Regions from separate parts of the Homo sapiens genome. Here region 1 is linked to region 2. The links are chromatin loops, found by intact Hi-C in ENCODE. Cell type or tissue: gastrocnemius medialis. All regions are shown on one strand.

Evidence for each region. Hi-C counts contacts between places; a loop is a spot of excess contacts. Peaks named below come from ENCODE experiments on the same cell type or tissue, not always from the same donor. Only the 100,000 strongest peaks of a DNase experiment are listed, where the experiment ranks them.
Region 1: it touches region 2 in a loop (4-fold over the local background); 3 of 110 quality-filtered maps call a loop at or near these places.

The regions. Positions count from the first base shown.
Region 1 is chr12:3,694,644-3,702,643 of GRCh38, reverse strand. CRACR2A (calcium release activated channel regulator 2A) reads left to right here. Exons shown (of 20, transcript NM_001144958.2): 4 at 5,609-5,872. The coding sequence starts at 5,645. Among named protein-coding and RNA genes, the nearest start is that of CRACR2A, 54 kb to the left of the region's middle. In gastrocnemius medialis, no CTCF peak of the experiment used is centred here; DNase peaks (open chromatin) are centred at 4,228 and 4,973; H3K27ac peaks cover 3,328 bases.
Region 2 is chr12:3,529,402-3,537,401 of GRCh38, reverse strand. All of the region lies in intron 1 of PRMT8 (protein arginine methyltransferase 8), which reads right to left. Among named protein-coding and RNA genes, the nearest start is that of THCAT155, 41 kb to the right of the region's middle. In gastrocnemius medialis, a CTCF peak has its summit at 3,148; DNase peaks (open chromatin) are centred at 3,101 and 6,651; H3K27ac peaks cover 2,267 bases.

The DNA of each region.
Region 1 (8,000 bases), 170 kb before region 2:
GGTCTTCTTTGTATTCTCATTGATATTTTATAGCTTTCAGTGTATAAGTATTAGACATCCTTTGTCAGATATATTCATATCTCATATTTTTATACAATTGCAAATGATATTTTTATTTCAATTTTAATTTTTTTTTGTTAGTATAGATAAATACAATTGATTATCATATACTGAGTGTGTGTCCTGCAACCTTGTCAAATTCACTTATTTTATAAGTAGCTTTTTGTGAATTTCATCAGATTTTTTTTATATAAGCACTCCTGCTGTCTGGGAATAAAGACAATTTAACTTTTTCCTTTCCAATCTGAATGTATTTTATTTCTTTTTCTTGCTCCATTGAGCTAGCTAAAATCTCCAACACAATGTTGAATAGAAGTGGTAAGAACAGATATTCTTGTCTTTTTCTTGACCCCAGGAGCAAAACATTTGGTCTTTCACCCTTAAGTATGATGTTAGCTGTTGTTTTCGTAGATGCCCATTTTCGTGTTGGGCCAGTTCCTTCCTATTCCTAGTTCTCTTAGTTTTTATCAGGAGTAGCTTTTGTCAGATGCGTTTTCTGTATCTATTGAGATGATCAAAAGGTTTATCTTTTAAAATTTGTTAATATGGTAAATTACATTATTGATTTTCAAATGTTAAACCATTCTTGCATTTCTCAGATAAACCCTGGTTGGTCAGGATTATCATCTTTTTATATGGTGTTGAACTCAATCTGTTACAATTTCCTGAAGAATGATTACATCTGTGTTCATAAGGGATATTGGCCTATTTTTTTTCTGTAATATCTTCATTCAGTTTTGGTATCAGGGTAATGCTAGCCTCATATAATATGTTAGGAAGTATTTCCTAGTCTTCAATTTTCTGAAAGAGTCGGTATAGAATTGGTATTACTTATTCTTTAAATATTTGATAGAATTCATCAATTTAGCTATGCGGACCTGAAGTTTTCTTGTGGGAAGATTTTTTGTTTAACTATCAGGTCAATTTCTTTGGCAGATATAGAATTATTCATGTAATCTATCTCTCCTTGAGTGAGCTGTGGTATTTAGTGTTTTTCAAGGAATCAGTTCATCTAATCTAAATTGTCAAGTTTGTTGGCATAAAGTTATTCATAATATTCTCTTATTAGCCTTTTAATGTCTATAGTATCTGTAATGATATCACCTCACATTGCTACTATTGTAATTTGTGTCTTGTCTCTTTATTAATCTTCTCAAAGAACCAGCTTTTAGTTTTGTTGATTTTCTCCATTGCTTTTCTGCTTTCTATTTCATTTTTTCTTCTCCGATCCTTATTATTTTTTTCTCCTTACGTTGGGTTTAATTTGTATTTATTTTTCTTGTTTCTCAAGGTAAAATCTGAGGTCATTGATTTGAGCCCTTTCTTCTTTCCAAGTATATATGATTAGCGCTATAAATTTTTTCCTTAGTACTGCTTTAGCAGTATCCCACAACATTTGATATATTGTGCTTTTTTTTTTCCATTTAGTTCAATATATTTTTTCATTTCCCCTTTCCTTTTTTTCTTTGGCCCATGAGTTGTTTAGAAGTGTGTTACTGTCTTTCCAAATACTTGGACATTTTCCAGAGGTCTCTCTGTTATTGGTTTCTAATGTAATTCCATTGTGGTCAGAGTACATACTTTGTACAAACTGAATTCTTTTAAATTTATTAAGACTCATTTTATGACCCAGAATATGGATTATCTTGGTCAGTATTCCATGTGTATTTGAAAAGTATATTTAGCTGTCATTGGGTGGAGTGTTCTATAAATGTCAATTAAGTCAAGATGGTTGATAGTATTCAAATCATCTGTATCCTTACGGATTTCTGTCTACTTGTTTTATAAATTATTGAGAGAGAAAGTTATTGAAATCTTTGGATATCATTGTGACTTTGCTATTTTTCCTTGGAGTTCAATCAGTTTGTGCTTTGTGTATTTTGAAGCTCTGCTATTAGACACATAAGTGTTTAGCATTATTATAGCATATTGATGGATTGACCTTTTATCAATACGAAATGACTTTTTAATTCCCGCTAATATCCTTCCTTCTGTAATCCATTTTGCCTGATATTAATATGCAGTATTCTCTTAACTAATGTTAATGTGTTATATCTTTTTCCAGCCTTTTACTTTTAACAGTTTGTGTCTTTATGTGTAAAGCACATTTCTTGTAGGCAGGATATAGTTGGGTTTCCTCAACATAGGTAGTCTACCAAGCTGTGCCTGTGTTTCCCCTCCCCGTGCCATGACCTAAAAACTCTTTAGATAATAAGACAGGGCACACTTGGGGTTCATTTTGTTTCTTTCCTATGTCTCAGGAACAGAGCTTGAACTAGAGTAAGATAAGTGAAGCCCCTATGACAAAAAAAATTTAAGGCAGAAATCACTGTCAGATGCACAATTTTGCAAGTGAAAGCCTCCTTAGATTTTTGTACCCTAAGCAGCTGACTCTTAGGAAGATACTAATTCTCAGGGTTGTGTAAGTGCAGGGTTAGCTCCTGAGAGTAGATGTCTTTTTAAATCCTGTTCGGTAGGGGCTTCACTCAGCTCAATATAGTCCTGCCCCTGCTTAAGGATCACCATCCTTCATTCCTGGTGTCTAGTGTCTTGAAAACCATTTTTAAAGTTATATTCTCTCTGGAATTTTGGTTATTTCAATTGGGAGGGTAAATCCAGCCTCTGATACTACATCTTTTCTGGAAACAGAAGTCTAGACTTACTCATTATAAGATAAAAATTCCACATATAGAGCTACCTGCCTGAAATAAAAATGCTTGCAGGCCCTCCTCTGAAGACTTCAGCAAAAGATTGATCTTCCTTCATGCAATGATCAGTGAGTACTACTATGTACCATATTCTAGGCTAGAAACTGGCGGTAAAATCGAATAAGACATGGTGCCTGTCTACTGGTTGCTCATAGCTGACTTCTCTAGAACTACTAGTTGATTCTTTCATGTCATGCATCACCTGTTGTTACCAGGTGGGCAGAGGTAGAGGGAAAGTGGTCTAGGGAAGTTAGAAAGCCAGCAAACATCAGATCTGGAACTAAGAAATCCTCTCTACTATTTCTCAGGCCCAGAGTGACTTGAGGGCTCACTTAAGGTCACACAGCTATTTAATAGTAGTTGATTACTACAGAGTCTATATAGGACTCAATCTAAAACATCTTCCCCAACTATCAGTCACCATTATTGAAATCCCACCATTAGGGACTCTCAGAGACTCATTCATTAAGGGCAGGGACCATGTCCTATTCACTATTTCACCTAACACTATTTCACAGTGTTAGCTCAGAGCTTGCTGCATGGTAATCAGTAGATGGAAATAAATGAATGGATGAATGAATGAATGAATTAAAGACGTTCCCGTTAAAATGATGAATATGCCTCTGGGAGGTGATTTAGATCAGTTGGGGATGAGTACACTGTTAAGAGCAAGCCCACAACTGGGTCTCAGGAAGGCAATGTGTATAGCAGAAGAGGTCTCTGACTGTGCTAGACCCTGATACAAATTAACCTCTCCAAAATTCAGTTTCCTCATCTGTATAATGGGAATCCTAATTATACTTACCATATGGGAGGATGTCAGGTTCAATAAGATGAAGTATGCTAGGGGCCTGGCAAGAGAAAGCACTCAAGGAATGACAGATATTATTAACCTCATCTCCTGGGAGCAGCAGGTGGGAGTAGGGTGGGGCCTCTTGGGTGCAGAGACCTTGCAGACAGAGTCCCGGCAAGGTACCAGGAAGACAACAGCCTGTTCTGCTCATGTGGTATATTTACAGAAGCTCACGTTACCACCATCATTATCCAAAAGCCCTTCCAAAGCCAGCACTTCATGCAGGCGGGCTGAACAATGCACATAAAAGCCATGGAGACACAGCCCTGCCCCCTCAGGCTTCCATCCAAGGCAGCTCCCTCTGGGGAAGACAGAATGAAAATGTTAAATCTGCTTAGGATTAGGTGATGGTCAGTTCACACACAGAGATGACGAGAAAGAACATTTCCTGAGGATGGGGCTGGTCAGATGGGTCAGTGTGGGAATTACATGTTCAGCCACACGGAGCAAAGGGTGTAGCCTGATCTGCAATGTCAAGGCCTTATTACATGAAGTTCATTCCTGAGGCCAGGAGCTCTTCCAGCTCTGGCCCACAGCTCTTGACAAATCTGGTTAAGTGGAAGATCATCACTGAAATCAACAGATTTTACATTGCTCTGGACATGGTATAGCTGAGCCTGAGGCCCAGGGCCTGGTAATCAGAGAAACCTGCCTGGTGATTCACTTCTTTTCCTCCTTTCTTACTCACATGGACACAGGAAATATGATCCAGAGCATCACATTCTCCAGCTCGCCACAAAATGCATGACAGTGCATATCTCTATTTTTAAACCCAAATGTCATCGTGTATTTAAAATGTGGACCTATTCTACTTCCAAAAAGTCTTCAGATGGAAAAAAAAATCCAAGGATGTTATTATTTCCTTTTATCCCATGAACTTAGTTTTGTATTAATAACATTTATAATTCATAACATTTTATGATGTGGCGATTTCACAGACTTACAGATGCTCAGAACTAGAAGGGACCTTAAAGACAAACAGGTCCAGTGTTCTCCTCATACAGATAAGGAAACTGAGGCCCAGACAGGTACCGACTTGTTCAAGGTCATATAAGCAGCAGTGGAGTCCAGAAGCCAGGTTTCCGTATGCCCTCTTCCACATCACATTGCAAGACACCCTCTGAAAACACTCCTTCAGGGTCTTTAAAAGTCTGATTGAAGTGTATGATTTGTGATTCGGTTTGGGCTGAAAACAGCCTTGGGTGTCACCAAACCAGGCCTGGCAAGTCCTCTACAACATGAAGCTCCTTGAGAATGGGGCACATTTTCTCCTACGTAAATAAACTGCAGAGCTCACAGCTGTGGCCGAGGTCTATGACATTGGGCAAGAGCTCACCAAGAACTTGTTGACTGTGAATGATGTAGGAGCAAGTGCATCCACCTGAGGAGAGCTTTCCACCCTCAGCAATGCTGAGGAGTCAGGACAGGGTGGGACTGAGATCATACAAGTTGTACAGGCTTGGATTTCAATCTCAGCTTTTGTAGTAATTTGCTGTGTGATATTGGGCAAGTCACGCAACCTCTCTGAGCCTCAGTTTTCACACTGCTAAAATGAAGATGATAATGGCTATGTCAGAGAGATGTGAGAATTACATGAAAAAAATGTATATAGAGGCCATGGCATGGTGTCTAAGTAAACGCTCTATAAATGGCAGCTGGTCTATCAGGATCTGTTTTGTTGTTGTTTGGTTGTTTAAATGGGAAGAAATTATTTTTGGGCTTCCCCTATTCCATCTCCTTTCAATCTGGAGATGTCTGTCTTCTTTCCGCACTCTTCCCTCCTCCCTTTGATGGGCTTGCTGATCTATTAGTGATCATGGAATATTTTCCCCTTGTCCTGAGCTTTTGCTAATTAAGAGGTAGTTGCTAAGAGATTCCTGGACACACTGGTGTATGGCTCTGTGCTTCCTTCTCATCCCCTCTTGTTCTTTTTCAGCCTCACTCCAACCCACCACACCCACTTCTCTCTCCCATTTTCTATGTTCAGGTTCTGAAAAAGACTTCAAGAAACTGACTAATCGCGATGGCTGCCCCTGACGGGAGGGTAGTCTCCAGACCCCAGAGACTTGGTCAGGGGTCTGGCCAGGGGCCAAAGGGGAGTGGAGCCTGCCTGCATCCCCTGGACAGCCTGGAGCAGAAGGAGACTCAGGAGCAAACGTCGGGCCAGCTAGTCATGCTGAGGAAGGCACAGGAGTTCTTTCAGACCTGTGATGCTGAAGGCAAGGGCTTCATCGCCAGGAAGGATATGCAGGTAAGTGGGGTCCCAGGTAGGCCTGCCCACTGAGAATGCCAGATGTCTTCCTGTCTTGGGTTAGAGCTTGCCCCGTGGGAGGTGACATCCTTAACAGAAAAGATGCCACCAGTTCTGTCTTGGAAGGAAGGATCTGCCCAAACTCTACTAGGAGCCGGACCTCCTGAGTTCATTCTATTTCTGGCCTTTACTTGCTGTCAGATTCCAGGGCTATTTCCTCTCTGCCTCAGTAGCTCTCCAGGATTGTGGGAAATGATAACAGTAACGTAAGGGACTTAAGTAAGACACGAGAAGAACCTTCTGAAACTAAAAGTAGAAAGGCATCAACTTGAGTTATAACAAAGTCGTTCCTGCTGTCTGTACCTTAGGAATAGGTACAGCCTCTCCCACAACATGAGAGGAAGGCATTTCTGAGGTCATTTTACCCATGTCTCGCCTTCAAACCCAAATACACTGCAATCTCCTGAAGAGATTCTCCAGAGAGATGGTATGCAGAGCATCAGTGCACACCATTGCCTAGTGCAGGGCCCGGCAGCCTTTTCATAAAGGTCCAGAGAATAAATATTTTCCACTTTGTGGACCTTACAGTCTCTATCACAACTACTCATCTCTGCTGTTGCAGCACAAAAGCATCCATAGGCAATATGTGAACAAATGAGGGTGCCGTGTTCCAATAAAACTTTATTTATGGACAAGGAAGTTTGAATTTTATATAATTTCCATGTGTCACCAAGTACTGTTATTCTTTTGATATTTCTTTTTGACCATTTAAAAATGTAAAAACCAGGCTTAACTCACTAGCCACACCAAAATAGGGGATTGCTGGTTTAGCCCAGGGGCAGAGTTTGCCCACTCCTGGTTTGATGCCTTTCTTTCTTTAGTTTCAAAAACTTCTCAGTGTCTGACTGAAGTCTCTTATGCTGCAGTCAAGATTTCACTTGAACATGGGTGAATAAAATACAGACTTCACTAGAGTACTTTGAAAGCAGCTCTTTTCCCCTGAGTCTTTGTGTCACTCACTCCATCAGAGTAGTTTTTGAAGGGACGCATCCCTGTGCTGTTGGAGGAAGCACAATGGCTAGGCTCTCTTTCTTTAAGTCTAGTTTTTCAGAATATACCAAAGTTGGGCAATGAAATGGGGACCCTCATTAGGCTCAGCCCCATCTCTGCTCATGCATGTGAGCTCCGAGGTGTGGAGGCTGTGAAAGGAGCTGTGTGACCCAAGGTGAAGTGTGGCAGTTCTTTCCCTGGCCCCATGTGGTGGTGTTCTTATGCTTCTCCTGGAGCTATTCCACTCTCTAACTGTTGCACAAATTGAGGGAAAAGACCTGGGGAACACCAGCTCAGCCCACAATTGAGCCCAACCTACCCTTCTTTGCAGTGATGACTCCCCCAGTAAGTTTCTGTCACCAAAACCCAGTCCTCAAAGGCTCACTCCATGTGGAAGGCCAGATTCAGTGTGTTTTGAGGAAACCTTTGACAAACCCCTGTCTGTGAACTTCATAATTGGCATTCACAGGTCTGCAGTAGCGGTGGTTGGTGTTAGTAGTTTCAAAATCAGGCTTAACTTTTGATTATTCCCTCTAGACAGAAAGAAAAGGAAATTCATGTTTATGGAGGTCAACTCTGGGCCACAAGTACTGTGCAACTCAGCACTCTTGCTGTATATAACCTAATTAACTCTCATTGAGCTCCACTCTTTAATGAAGGGATGAGGAGGCATGGAGAATTGAAACTAGGTATAAAGTTTTAAAGAAATCGCTTGTATTTGACTTGAAATATAGTCAGAAACATTAAGTCCCAGAAATACTGACTCAACCTTCCTCCCCAGTCCTCACTCCTGATCCAGGCAGGAGAACACCTGAATCAACAAGCCACCAAGCCGATAACTTGGCATCCACAGCATTTATTTCTGCTGTCTACTTAATTTTCTGAAGTTTTTCTGAACCTGTGGTCAGTGAAGCACTTGAAATGCTTAGTTCTTCAGGCTGGCAAGTGCTGTCAAGAGAGGGAACTGAGCGTGTCATTTAAGCACCATCTCTGGCTGCTTCGGCTGGCCACCTCTGAAGGAAGATGGGCTGGGGGAGATGCATGAAGAAGAAGAACAACAGGCTTCTCATGGTCAGCT
Region 2 (8,000 bases):
TCTTACAAGCCAATACAAAAATAGATGAACACCCACAATGTAATATTGGGGAAAGGATTGGATAATCTGTCCACATGAGGCAAGTACATGTGAAATACAAATGGCAGGTTGATGTGCAACAAAAATGTTTAACCTCATTAGAAATCAGGTAAATTCAAATTCAAATAGAAAACTTACAGCTTTTAAATACCAGATAAGCTCTTCTCCCACCAAAACAACCACAGCTCTGCATATGTAAGAGTTGCAGAGAGATAGGTCCTTTCACACATTTCTAGTGGGAATGAAAATAGGTCAAGACTTTTAGAAAGGCCGTTTGGTAAAATGTACTTGAAGTGTTAAAGAGCACAAATCCGTTAACCCAGCAATTGAAGTTCTGTGGACTTTACCATAAGAAGAGAATCATGGATCATCATAATGATGTAGCTGTTGAGAATTTCATGACAATGCTGTCCTTAGTGACAAAAGGTAGGAGTCAACTGAAATGTTCCACAAAGTGAGACATTAAACTGTGGTGTAGCCACACAATAGAACACTATGCGGCCATTAAAGGTATTATGGGAAGAGTGTTTGATTACACAAAAATATGATCATGACAGATTGTTCCACCACTTCCAGGCTGCCCTTCCTCCAAGGATGTGTGGCCCGAGCATTGCACTCCGGTGTCCAAGCAAGGGCTCCGAAACAAAGTCAACCTCCATCCAGCCTGGCTGGGGCCCTCCACACCTCAGCCACCAGGGAGGACCCTGCTCAGGAAGCTGTGCAGATCACCTCACCTCTAGGGCTGAAGAAGGCTGTGTGCATGAAGCTGACCCCAGTATTGACTCCATTTAAATATATTAAGGAGAGGAAAAAGTCCTAGCTGGCCTGGGCATTGTGCACGGTCAAGGTCACAGGGGCCTCCAGCACCCATAAGCTGTCATTCAACTCTGATTCCAAGGTTCTCTTTTCCATGGGGCTCCCTGAGACTCTCCCCAACAGCCAGCTTATGAAGTGTCTGCCGTGTGCCATGCAGGAGGCAAAAGGATGCATGGATTTGGGGGCATTCATTTCAATAGCCACAGGTCATGGGGACAAATAAATGACTGGCCCAGACCCTGGTCTGCAGCCTGGCACTCTGCCCATTGGCTGACAGGCATACCCTCTCCCTGAAGGCTGGGAGTGGGTGGGAAGCAGCCGTGGCCTGTGATCCCTGAACATTCAGCTACATGGGGTGATGCTTTTAAATTCTACAACTACCTGCTGAACTTCTACAACAGCAAGGCACTGTGCCAGCCCTGTGAAAGAAACAAGAGACATATGGGTATTCTATGGATCCTATGCAGGCAAATTGGAACACTTATAGGAATCCAGATGCATCTCCAAGAGATATACATGATTGTTCAGCCACAACTGAAGGCTCTTGAGACTTGAGGAGCACAGGGGATAGGTCTTGGGGGATGACAGTGGTCTCCTCTGTAAAGTCAGAAGGCTCAACTCCTCCCTAAGCCACACCAGGCAAGCAGAGTCTCTGAGTGAAGGTGACTTTCAAACTCCAATCTTGTATACATAGTCTGAGAAGTCAGCAAAAGGATTTGGAATCACACTCGGATGGGCAGCTGGACTCTCAACATCAGCGTCTTGGTCTGCTCATGGCTGCAGCTTTCTCACCTCCAATTTGCTCCCTGTGCCCAAGTCCCTCCCCACTGGACATTCCAGTGCCCCCAGTCCCTTCCAGGGTTCCTGTGCCCACATCACCCTGGAGGTCTGGCCCTGCCTGCTCTGCCCTGGAGTCGGTTCTGGTACCTGTTTCTGCACCATCGCCTCCAGCCTTGTCCTGTTGGGTTCTTGGGCCCCAGGGCAGAGAAAGCACCCTGCCTTGCTCTTTCCCCACCTCCGTCCAAAGGCCCAGGCCCAGGGCCCTGTTACTTGCTGGAGGTCTCCCGATGTTGTCTGCCTCCCTGATATGGTGAGAATCACCCTCCACTGTCAATACTTGTGATTTGCCTTCGACTCACCACGCCAGCGGCTGATCAGGACTCCCCCAACACAGTGTTCCGCCCCCAGACTGGCCTTACCCAGGGCAGCTTCAGCACAGTTTTTCTCCCTAATAAATAAAGTGCGATTGTCTTAGTCTACCCACTCTACTGGGGTGAACAGGCCTCGGGCCCACTAAATGCAGAGATGAAAGGTTATGGACGCAGCAGAGCTGGAGACAGGAGGAAGCTGGCTTCCTGAAGAAGGGGCATGTGAGCTTGTGAGCTCGTCCTTGAAGGGTGGGTCGGATTTCCACAAGCAGGGGTGGGGATTTGGGGGAGCATGTTTGACCTAACCCACATCCCTTGAAAATGCAGGTAGATGGCAGAGGATGATGATGGTGATGAGACCTAACATTGACTAAGGGCCCACTGCGCCCCAGGCGCTGCGCCAAGCACTTTATAGATAGACACCATCTCGTGAAATCCTCATAGTAACTGACATTTACAGATGAGGAAACTAAAGCTCACAAAGTCCAGTCATTTGCCAGGGCCCAGAGATAGCAAGCAGCACAGCCAAGATGTCAACCAGTATCTGTTTTATGCCAAAACCTGTGCTCTTGAAACTGATGCCATGGTTAGCTCAGTTCGGCCCAACCAAGCTTAACTGAGCTACTGCCAGGAGCCAGGCCCTGTGCTCAGAAAAGGGTAACACAGCTGGCCCAGGCAGGAAGCCCAGTGTTGAGGGCAGAAAGAGAGTCAACAGGCAATAACTAGACAGAGGAGAGCGCTTCAGTGGAGGTAGGCACAGGCAGGCACCTCTCCAAGGTGACAGAGTTTAAAGAGAGCAGACAATAGGTGTCAGGGTGCAGATGGAGAGACTGAGGCCCACAGAAGGAAAGGAATTTGTTTAGGCTCACCTAGGGGAATCTAGGTCCGGAGGTGGATCTGGAACTGGAACCTCCAAGAGAATAGGAAAGAGGTGGTAGAGGAGAGGAAAAAGAAGCTTTAAGGAAGGAGAGTGAAGGTGCTGGACATCTGAAGGGGGAAGGCAGCCTGCAGAGGGGAGAGGGAAGCCAGCACTCTCTGCACCAGGCAGCCAAAGTGAACCTAAGCCCTTTGGGCTATAAATGGCTCCTGCTGGCACCAGCCCAAGCTTTAAAATGATTTCCCTGAGAACAAGAGGCTCCACTAGAGGAGCCAAATCCTGCTCTGTTCTCCAAATGTCAAGAGAGCTTTTTCTAACCTGAGTCGTCTGTCCTCAGCAGCCGCCTGCCTGGCCTGGAGGGCCCACGGAGGGAAGAAAGAGGATCGCAGTGGGAGGGGACAGAGTAGGGGTGGCAGGAGGCTTCCAGCCTGGGCCTCACCCCACTCTTTTGCCCACCGCCTTCACCTTCTTCCCTCCTTGCCCACCTTCGTGCCAGCCCCTCTGCCCAGTGTCGCCCTTAGACACTCACCACACCTCTCTTCAACCTGTGTTTACTCACCAGGCTGTGATCTAAGCTGTGGCTCCCGTTCTGCATAATTACACAAAGGGTTAGCTCTTCCAGAACCATCTGCCTGCCTTTAGATAGGGACCAGAGGTTTGCAGAAAAAAAGAACATTCTTATGTGAAATGTCAGGCAGCAGCAAGACAAGCAAGGGCTCTGCTGGGCATTGGGACCTCTCCTATCACCTAAGAAAGCAAAAGTACAGCTTTATTGCCTGCCTTTGGCCAAGACAGCCCTACATGCACCCTCTCTCTACTCTCCTGCACCCCTGTCTTATCATCGGGGCTGGCAGATGAAGTCAGCCCCCTCAGAGGGGTGTACTGTGCTAGGGTAGGTAGCTCTAGCTTGCTGCTTCTTACCCTCGGGGCTGGAAGCCCAGAGTCTGGGGGCAAAGGGGAGGAGGGTCAGGGTTGTCCAGGCTTCCCTGGGCCACATTAGAAGAAGAAGAATGGTCTTGGGCCACCCATAAAATACACTAACGATTGCTGATGAGCTAAAAAATAAAAATCCAAACAAAATCTCATAGTATTTTAAGAAAGTCTGTGGATTTGTGTTGGGCCACATTCAAAGCCATCCTGGGCGGTGTGCAGGCTGCAGGTTGGACAAGCTTGATCTAGGTGTTGCCAGTCCTGCGAGACGGTGTTGTCTTCTGCATGTGGCCTCCCGGGCTCCCCAGCTTGCTCTGGTTTATTCTTCAGTCGTCTGCCTCATGCCCTTCACAAGACTTGGCTTCGTAGGCACAGACGCTCTCCAGATCTGCCTTTTCCAGGCCTGGATGTTGGGGGCAAGCCACTGATGCCTGTCACAGAGGGTCGGCTGTCCCCCATTTGGAACCCCCTGTTTTATAGAATCTCTGACTCTAACTCTGGGATCTTGGCAGAGCCCATCCCTACATAGGGTTTTCTTACCTTAGAGTCAAGCCTTCTCAAGGCTGTGTTTCCTGGAAACCCCTTCTCTTAGCTCCTGCTGCCCACTGCTCTCAGTCTCCACCCTCCCACTCTGGGAGGCCTCCCAGGACCCTCGGCTGAGCCAGGGCTTGCAGAGGGGTCTACGGCAGTGGTTCTTGAAGTGTGGTCTCCAGACCACCAGCATCACCTGGGGACTGGTAAGAAATGCAGATTCCCAGGCCTTGAAGGACAGAAACCAATGAATCAGAAATTTTGGGACGGGTCCCAGCAGGTGATTCTGATACACCATAAAGTTTGAAAACCACTGGTCTAGAGTAACATTTTCCCACATTGTATACTGTATAATTGGTACTCCTAGAAAAAGGTTCCATGGCAAGTAGGTTTGGGCAGATAAGCTAAAGAGAGAGCTCTTTTTTTTTTTTTTTTTTTTTTTTTTTTTTGAGACGGAGTCTTACTCTGTCGCCCAGGCTGGAGTGCAGTGGCGTGATCTCAGCTCACTGCAAGCTCTGCCTCCCGGGTTCATGCCAGTCTCCTGCCTTAGCCTCCCAAGTAGCTGGGACTACAGGCACCCGCCACCATGCCAGGCTAATTTTTTTGTATTTTTAGTAGAGACGGGGTTTCACCATGTTGGCCAGGCTGGTCTCGAACTCCTGACCTCAGGTGATCCACCTGCCTCGGCCTCCCAAAGCGCTGGGATTACATAAAGAGAATTCTTAATTGCAATACTTTTAAGCCTTTAAAATGCTAAAATAAATGATTTTATTATAGTATATGTATTAAATATATTATATAAATATTATATAATATAAATTTCTAAGAGGAATTAGGGCATCTACTACTATCACATTTATGGCTGTGACACACTTTTTCCTGAGATCTATAAACATCTCTAGAAATTAACGTTCTGAAAGAAACAACCTGGGCTCCGACTTCAAACAGTGTTTCTGTTTTATAATCCATGTCGGCCGTCGCTGGTGGATCTCCAGCCCACCGCAGACCAATGAAATCAGGGTGGGACTGAGACCCAACACTGGGCATGTTAACAGGCTCTCCAGCTGGTGCCTAGGAACCCTGTCCTGACAGTGCCGAGGACAGCTTCAGGCCTTCTCTCTTCCTCGCTGAAGCCCTGAGCTCTGCCATAGCTCTCAGATGGCAGCCTGGTGCTGCCATCTCAGAGCCAACCAAGATTCCCAGAGCCGGGCCAAGGACATCTGGAAGAGAGGCACCCAAGGCCACAGAGAGCACTTTAGCTCTGAGAGTAGAGGGGCTGGGATTGGGTGTGGGCGCCGCCACCTTCAGGCTTCGTGACCTTGGGCCGGTCACTGGTAGGGACTCGCTGTCCTGACCAGGGTCACTGAGACGCTTGACGCGAAGGCCGCCCTCAGCAGCTGCATGCTGTGCACAGGCGCCTCCTGCCAGCCCTGGCTGTCTCTTGGTGGTACAACAACAATGTCTGCTTCAAATCAAAATGGCATTGCACCCACACAGCACTCCCTCTGTCTCCTGGATCCGTAAGTGCTGAGAGGGAATCTATTGGATTTGTTGGGCCTGACCTATTTTTTAAATAAACTGGGGCTGTTTTCCACTATTAGTCACTTGTCTCCCAAGCCTCCACATATTAAATTCGCTTCTTATATCCTCAGATATTTTGGCTGCAAGAGATGTCAAGTTAATTGGATGCTTGGCTCTTCCTCATTAATGGGCTTAAAAGCAGACTTCCCTATGCATTCCCCTCCTCTTCCTCCCTCTTCCCTCCCCAAGGCAAGGGAGCCTCCTCCCCTCCTTTGACTTGAAGGGGGTTACGGAGCCCTGGCTTCCCTCTCCACTCTCTTTTATGGGCAGATGTGTAGAAACACACAGCCAGTGTCCTCTCTTACCCTCACCTTGCCTGGAGTTAGACTACACTTTTAGTTCCAGATTTGGGTCAAATCATCCCTGTGGGACCTATGCTATGTTCATGACTCTCTTTACCCCAGGCTGGAGTCCTCAGAGGAGTTTTCCCTGTACCCGCTTCGTAGGCACACAGCCAGAAACAGCACCGGTGGGTTCTGGACTTGCTTCTCTCCTTCCCTGTTCATGTCACTGTGCAAAGGCCATTGAGCCTTCCCTATCCTCGGTTTCCTCTTCTCCAAATGGCAATGATTTTCTGTCCCGCCTCTTTTGTGGGGCTATGGTGATGACTGGAAGACGCTGAGCGTGTAAATATTCAGAGGAAATTCGAGCGTGTGGTACAGGAGTACCAGGCTTCCCGCTCTCGCCGTATGACTCTGTGCCAGGGTGCTATCTTTAGATGCTCTCTGGGCCTTTCGTGGCACAGGACACAGTGGCTTTGGCTGCCCGTAGAGCCCTGTTCTGCTGGCTGCTTGGCCCTGGCCCCTCCCTTACACATTGTGCACTCTCAAGCCTTTGGTTCTGCCCTTCGTCCTCTGAGCTTTCTGGGCATTATGGGATTGATATCTTTAGGAAGGTAGCCATCATTGAAAATCAGTCATTTTCTCCAGCCGCTGATGCTTGGGTCTCTCCTGCTCCTATTTTGACCTCCTATGGCATCTGCTTATCTGAAACTATGGGCTATGTTCCTATTTATTTTGCTGGCAAATTGTCTCCTGAAGATTATCTCACAATTGTAGGTGTTACTTCTACAACAAGAAGTAAATTCTTTCAGACTAGTAACCAGATTTTATATGTCTGTGTTTCCCTCTTAATACTTAGTATAAAGCTAGATAAGAAAGATGTGATAATGGTACACTTACACTTCAACTGGGTGAATGTTGCCCTTCATAAATTTATTATTATAGTCGAGTGAAGGAGGCCCTTTCCCACCATGTGATCAGAGAGCATTCACTTCCCTTGAGAGGGCAGAGAGGTGGCAGAAGAAAAGCAAAATTGGGAATAATAATCATCAGAATCTCAATAATACTCAATACTCTTTGGAGGGTTCAGTGGTACTCAAAATGTCTTTACCAAGAAGTGTCTTATCTCCTGGGAGATAAGGAGATTTCTAGGAGAAGAACATATCTTGCAAACATAGAATGCATTTATTAAGCATCCATAATTCCACACACTACAAGTGGCTTCAAATACAGATCTAAGTGTATTTGTTAGACATTTTCCAACCATCTCTTTGCACCCGTGTAGTACAAGCCCTCTCTGCAGGTAATGATGCCATGGTTCAGAGACGCTGACTGACTGATTCAGCCCATAGAGCATAACTGGTGAGGATCCAGGAGCTGACTCCTCATAGATTCTCAGGCTCCATCATCTGGCCATTGAGCTGAAGGTGGAGAAAAATGAACTACAAAATCATGTTATAAGAGAGAAAGAAAATCACAAGTTGCTGGCCAAAATCATAGCCATACCAACTTAATCTAGATTCTCACCTGGTTTCCATAGACTCTTTCTAGACATCTTCCACCTAATTCTAGCAAACCCATCTACTCCAAATGATTATATTTCCACTCATATTTTTAGAAGAAGTGACTGACTTCTTTAACCAGAAATTCCAATGTACACACTCACTGAAAATACTGGCATTCTGGCTAGAGAGGGAATAACGTCAGCCACTGGGTAATATGCGGGTCTGCTCCAAAGGTGGCCTCATATTAGCCAATACAGATTCCAAGAAACTGGATTTTTTAAAGCACTCCCAA